2 separate regions of the Homo sapiens genome follow, and region 2 is linked to region 1. Evidence: read pairs that join two places in POLR2A ChIA-PET (ENCODE). Cell type or tissue: PC-3. All regions are shown on one strand. Links, peaks and the distances in the headings refer to the core of each region. The heading gives the core; the rest is flanking DNA. Region 1 has its middle 69 kb from the start of GRB10. Region 2 overlaps GRB10 (growth factor receptor bound protein 10).

Region 1 (2,917 bases), core at 273-2,772:
TTGAATTGACCTAGGATCCATGGAACCCATTGCTCTTCTCTGGCCAACACAGCCTGCCCAGGTGACCTCCCGAGTTAGTTGCATGGCCATAGATGCCATCTCTGTGCCAAGGGGTCCTGTCTCCCCTCAGGCCATGACTGCTCCCAGTCCTTCCACATTCTCCCCCTCTCCTTCCCCTGCCAACTCCTACTCACCCTTCAAAGCCCAGGTCACAGTCTGTGGCAACTTCTGGAACTCCCCTGGGGAGATGTAGTTCCTCCCTTTCTGTGCTCCAGGGACACTTGTACCTCCACTAAGTTGGTCCATGGCATGCCATGTCTTTCTCTCACAAGCCCCTCAAAGGCTAGAACCATGGATTACTGATCTTTATACCAACAAGTATAGTGGAACATTGTAAAAAGACAAGTGGATATGAAGAAGATGAGTAACAAGAGGTTATGGGGTGATGTAACCCACTGGGGATTTGGTTTTGAGGGGCTCTTAGTTGAGGTGGTCCCTTTCCAACAATAGTGTTTTGGTGAAGAGTATTGTTTGGTAAATTTGTGAAGCAACTGACCCTTCAATATTGATGTGGGTAACACTTGTTAAAAATTGCAATACAACTTATTACATTTTTACCCAAAGTTGAAAAAAATATGGTAGGCAAGAAGGAAAAGAATAAGTAAGTGAAAAAATTAACACTGTTACATTCTTCCCAAGAAGAATTTAAATTACCAGGCATCCTCCTTGGTCATTTTGCTTCATGAATGACTTCTCTATTTATAGTCAATGTCCCTGAGACCTGAAAGACAGCAAAACCCAAGAATATGTCACTTGAGAATTCTGTTCCTGTGCCAGGCATGGTGGCTTATGCCTGTAATTCCAGCACTTTGGGAGGCCAAGAGGGGAGGATTGCTTGAGCCCAAGACATTAAGGCTGCAGTGAGAAATGATTGTGTCTCTAGCCTGGGCAACAGAATGAAACTATGTCTCAAAAAAATGAAAAAAGAATTTTGTTTCTAGAAATTATTTCAAAGAATTCTTATTTGTTCTATTAAGCAAGTTAAGTCCAACTCTGTAGCAAAGAGAAGGTCACTGCTGGGCATCCTATACCGTGCAAGTGTATAATTTTGTCTGAAAGTCTTTGAAACTGCCATGAGATGTAGAGAATGAAAGGAGCTGTGCTCTCCCTGGCCATCCTGAGAAAAGTTATTTAACATCCCTGGGCCTTGGCTTCCTCAACTGTGGCCATTTATAAGGTTATTAAAATTAACTTAGATAACAGTTGCTAAAATTCCTAAGGTCTGGTCTGTTGTAAGCTAAAAAAATGTTCATTCCCTATTCTATTTTGATTTAACCAGAGGTTACTCTTAAAATCTGGCATTGCCTCTTTCAAGCTCTAAACTAGATCCTCTGTTCATAGAGGAGGCATTTTCCTTACGAAGCTAGGAAGTTTCATAGTGGAGTTTTCCTGCCAACTCCTACGCACCCTTCAATGAGTAAGAGTTGTCTGGTGACCAAACACAGACACTCCTTATGGAAAACCAAAGAGAGGCTTCCCTTTTGGGCGGGGGGTGGGAAGCAGAGCAGAAGCAGGTTTCAATCATGCGCTTGCCGCTTGCCACTTTCCGGTCTATATGTGTGGTTCCATCTGTCTCCACCCCAGCTTCCCACCCCAGAGAGCAGGTGGGGTGGAAACTCTGGTCATGGGGGAGGCTTCCAGCCGTGAACATCTCACCATGACTCCTTCCCAGGGCATAACTTTCACCAACAACTCCAGCTGTTAATAATTGACTGACATTAAAATTAACTGATTAAAATGTACAGGACTATGGAAGAAGCATCACCTGAAAAGTACCCACTTATCTACGTTTACTGAACAACATACTATGTCTCTCTTGGGTGAGATGAATACAGTGAATTTTTCCTTCAGAGAGCGGTGGCCAAAGGTGGGTGGAAGAGTTTCATGAAGGCTGAGATTGTGTGTTGTGATCTAATGGCGGTGCATCTGAAGTGTGTCCGTGCTGGCAGGGAGCCACTGACTGCTCTGCTAGCTGTGGCTGAGGGAAGCCTCCTGCAGGAGCTAATATTCCAGCTGGGTGTGGTCGGGAACTAGACCTTCTCCAGGTGGAAAGCGGGGCAAAGGAGGTTCTTGGGTAGGATTCCTGAAGTTGGGAAATGGAGGACAAAGGAGATAGGCACTGGAACCAGGAGGGCAGGGCTGAGGAGTTACAAAATCAGGGGCAAGGGAGATAGCAGAGGTGTGCATGTGAGTGTGTCGGCCTGTGTGTCTGTGTGCAAGTGTGTGTGTCCATGTGTGTCTTTATGTGCTTGTGTATATGTGTCTATATGTGTCTGTGTCTATTTGTGTGTGTAACTGTGTCTGTGTCCGTGTATATGTGTGTGTGTCTGTGAGTCTGTATATCTGTGTGTGTAAGTGTGTGTATGGCTATGGGTGTGTGTGTCTCTTTAGTGTGTCTGTGAATCTGTGTGTTTGTGTGTGTGTGTGTGCCGATTTGTATGTGTGAAAGTCTGTGTGATTTATGTATGTATCTCTGTGTGTCTGTGTATGTGTGTATGTGTTTATCTGTGTGTCTTTATGTATGAGTGTGTTTCTGTATGTCTGTGTGCAAGTCTGAGTGTATGTTTTTGTGTGTATGTGTGTCTCTTTATGTGTGTCTGTGTGTATATAAATGTGTGTTTATGTATGTGTGTTTCTGTGTATGTCTTTATGTGTGACTGTGTGTGTCTCTGTGTTTGTGTCTGTGTGCATGTCTTTGCCTGTGTATATGTGAGTATATATATGTCTGTGTGTGTATGTGTTCATGTGTGTCTCTGTGTGAGTGTGTCTCTGTGTTTGTGTCTGTGTGTGTCTCTGCCTGTGTATATGTGAGTATATATAGTTCTGTGTGTGTATGTATTTATGTGTGTCTCTGTGT
Region 2 (2,917 bases), core at 212-2,711, 120 kb before region 1:
CCAAGCCAGAAAAAAAAAAAAAAATCCACTACTTATGGCTGGTTCAAGTGTGACATGTCTGAATGGGCAGCTCTTGGTCTTAGCTTGTAGGTTCAGTAAGGACACTTGCTCGGGGCACCAGCTTTTTGCTGACATGCAGAGATGGTCCCCAACTATGGTGCCCTGAGAGGTCATCTGTGAGGTCAAAAGTCTGTGGGGTAGAAGGGTGCCCAGAGTGGTGAGGGTGACATCAGACCCTCTAAATTTAACTCACACATTCCCAGCACTCTCCTGCACTGCCTCACCCTTCTTCCCTATACCATCTATTAACACCCTGCAAACTTCATCAAGCTTTCGCAAATAGGGATTCAGACAAATTCCAAAGAAGCCCAGAAGGGGTTGTGTGTGTGTGTTTGGGGACAGGACCACAGAACATCATTTGAGTGAACACTAGCTCCACAAGCCATAGAACAAATCGGAATTCTCAGTGGACATCCAACCTGACAAACTCATTACATACTCTCCCCTGTGGGCCACGGCACCTAGTACCGAATAAAATGAGGGATATTAATTCTAACAATCAGAATAACAACAACAAAAATCAAGACAAGACCCTGTTATGGGATGAACTGTATCCTCCCAAAGTTCCTAAGCTGCAGCCCTAACTCCTAGTACCTCAGAATGTGACTGTATTTGGAAGGAGGGTCTTTAAACACGTCACTAAGTTAAAATGAGATGATGAGGGTGGGCCCTAATCCAATACAAGCGGTGTTTTTGTAAGAAGAGAATATTAGAACACAGACTTGTACAGAGAGAAGACCATGTCAGGACACCTTGAGAAAATGAACATCTGCAAGCCAAGGAGAGAGGCCTCAGGAGAAACCAAATCGGCCGATACCTTTGATCATGGACTTCCAATATCCAGACTGCGGGAAATGGATTTCTGCTATTTAAGTCCCCTCGCCCCCTCCCCAGTCTGTGGCACTTTGTTATGACAGCCTTACTAAACTAACACAGACCCAAAATATAAAATCACTAGGGAATTCTCATCACAGCTAAAAGGAACAGAAGCATCCCAGATCTGTAAAATTTACTACCAACCATGTTTTCTGCAAGAGTTTCTCTAGAATCCCTCAAATCACCAAAGAACGCCCCAGAACACTTTGCTGGGGCTGAAAGGAAGCAGTCAATAGCAGTGGAAGTACTGGCACAATGAAGGGAGCAGGTCCATGACCTGGCTCAGACGTCCCCAACCTACTCAGTGAGAACTGTGCCCGCATCCACCCTTCACCTCTGCCATGATCAGCAGCCCCAAGGCCTCAGCCTTCTCCGGCTCACAGTCAGCCTGTCCTCGGGGTAGCTGGTGTTACACGTCAACAGTCCAGGCTCTAATTCCCAGTCACTTAGTCAAACACCAGTCTGGCTATTGCCATGAAGGTATTCTGTAGGTGTGGTTAATGTCTACAGTTACTTGGCTTAAAGGAAATGACCCTTAACAGAGGCATTACCCAATCCACAGAAGGCCTTGAGAGCAAACACTGAGATTTCCTAGAGAAACAAGAATTTAGCTTAAGACTGTAGCAAACTCCTGCTTGAGTTTCCAGCCTGCCTGCTCTGCAGATTTCAAACTTGCAAGTTCCTTAAAATAAATCTTTATATATTGAATACATATGAATATAAATATTTATATATTTAAACATATATTTATTTATTTTCATACACATATCGGTTTGGGTTCACTGGACAGGCCGTCACCCCTAGCCGTTGAGGTGGATCAGTGCCCCAAATCATTTGCTGCCAGATCGCAGGACCATGCCTGGATGTCTCCTGCGGGCAGCCAGGCGGCCTCTGCCTTCCACACCAGCAAACACACTCTTGTGCGACTCCTCACTCTCTACCTCACCCCACCACCTCCCATGTCCTAGCCCCATCTCTAAACACTCTTTCTGCCTTCTCCCCTAACTGCAAGGACCTGTTTCTCTCCCCTTCGCCCACATCTCTGAGGGCCTGGGAGAGGAAGGAGTGTCCTCTTGGCCACCTTGCCCGCTGGGTGACAGTTCTGCCACATCCCACCAGGCTGCCCACACCCCCCACGCACGCCGCACGCCTCCCTGCTGTGGTCATCTCCCAGTCTCCCAGCTCATCCGTGGAGACTCACTGGCCCTCACTAATATGCCTTCTGGAATTCCTGGATGTGTTTGACATATAGAAATATGTTCTTATTTTCTCCCTGAAGTTTCAAACTTAATGTGTGTTAAGACTGTCAAAAATATCACTTAATATGCCAATTTTATTACCTAAATATCACCTTTGAAAGTATTTGCCAAAGGAGATGGCTTCTCCGCCAGGAAAATGTGTGTCCCATAAGCCCAGTGGAACAGTTTCCTTGGGACAAGTAAACTATAGTTAGATACAGTAAGAGGGCTGGGCTATCTCTGGTCTCTAATAAAATGTAACCAATCCACAGCTAACATCATGCTTAATGGTGAAAGATGAAAAGCTTCTCCCCTGAGATCAGGAACAAGACAAAGACGCCAACTTTCACCACTTCTATTCAACATAGTATTGGAAGTCCTCGCCAGAGCACTGAGACAAGAAAAAGAAATAAAAGGGATCCAAATTGGAAAGGAGGAACTAAAATCATCAAGGTTCAGAGATGACATATGACATAATCTTATATGTAAAAACCCTAAAGATTCCATAATAAAAAACTATCAGAGCTAGTAAATGAGTTCAGCAAAGGTACAGGATACAAAGTGAACACGCAAAAACCATTTGTGTTTATAAATTAAGAACAATCCAATAGATAATTAAGAAAACAATTCCATTTACAATAGCATCAAAAATAACAAAATACTTAGAAATACATGTAATCAAAGAGGTGAACTACTTGTACACTGAAAACTAAAACATTGCTAAAAGAATAAAGACATAAATA

Evidence for each region. Peaks named below come from ENCODE experiments on the same cell type or tissue, not always from the same donor. Only the 100,000 strongest peaks of a DNase experiment are listed, where the experiment ranks them.
Region 2: POLR2A ChIA-PET joins it to region 1 with 5 read pairs; 2 of 35 experiments call an interaction of 5 or more read pairs at or near these places.

What each region holds. Positions count from the first base shown.
Region 1 is chr7:50,850,067-50,852,983 of GRCh38, forward strand. No RefSeq gene overlaps it. Among named protein-coding and RNA genes, the nearest start is that of GRB10, 69 kb to the left of the region's middle. In PC-3, for the core only: no CTCF peak of the experiment used is centred there; a DNase peak (open chromatin) is centred at 1,455; H3K27ac peaks cover 1,691 bases.
Region 2 is chr7:50,732,395-50,735,311 of GRCh38, forward strand. The region is part of intron 3 of GRB10 (growth factor receptor bound protein 10); the gene reads right to left. Among named protein-coding and RNA genes, the nearest start is that of GRB10, 49 kb to the right of the region's middle. In PC-3, for the core only: no CTCF peak of the experiment used is centred there; a DNase peak (open chromatin) is centred at 1,407; H3K27ac peaks cover 927 bases.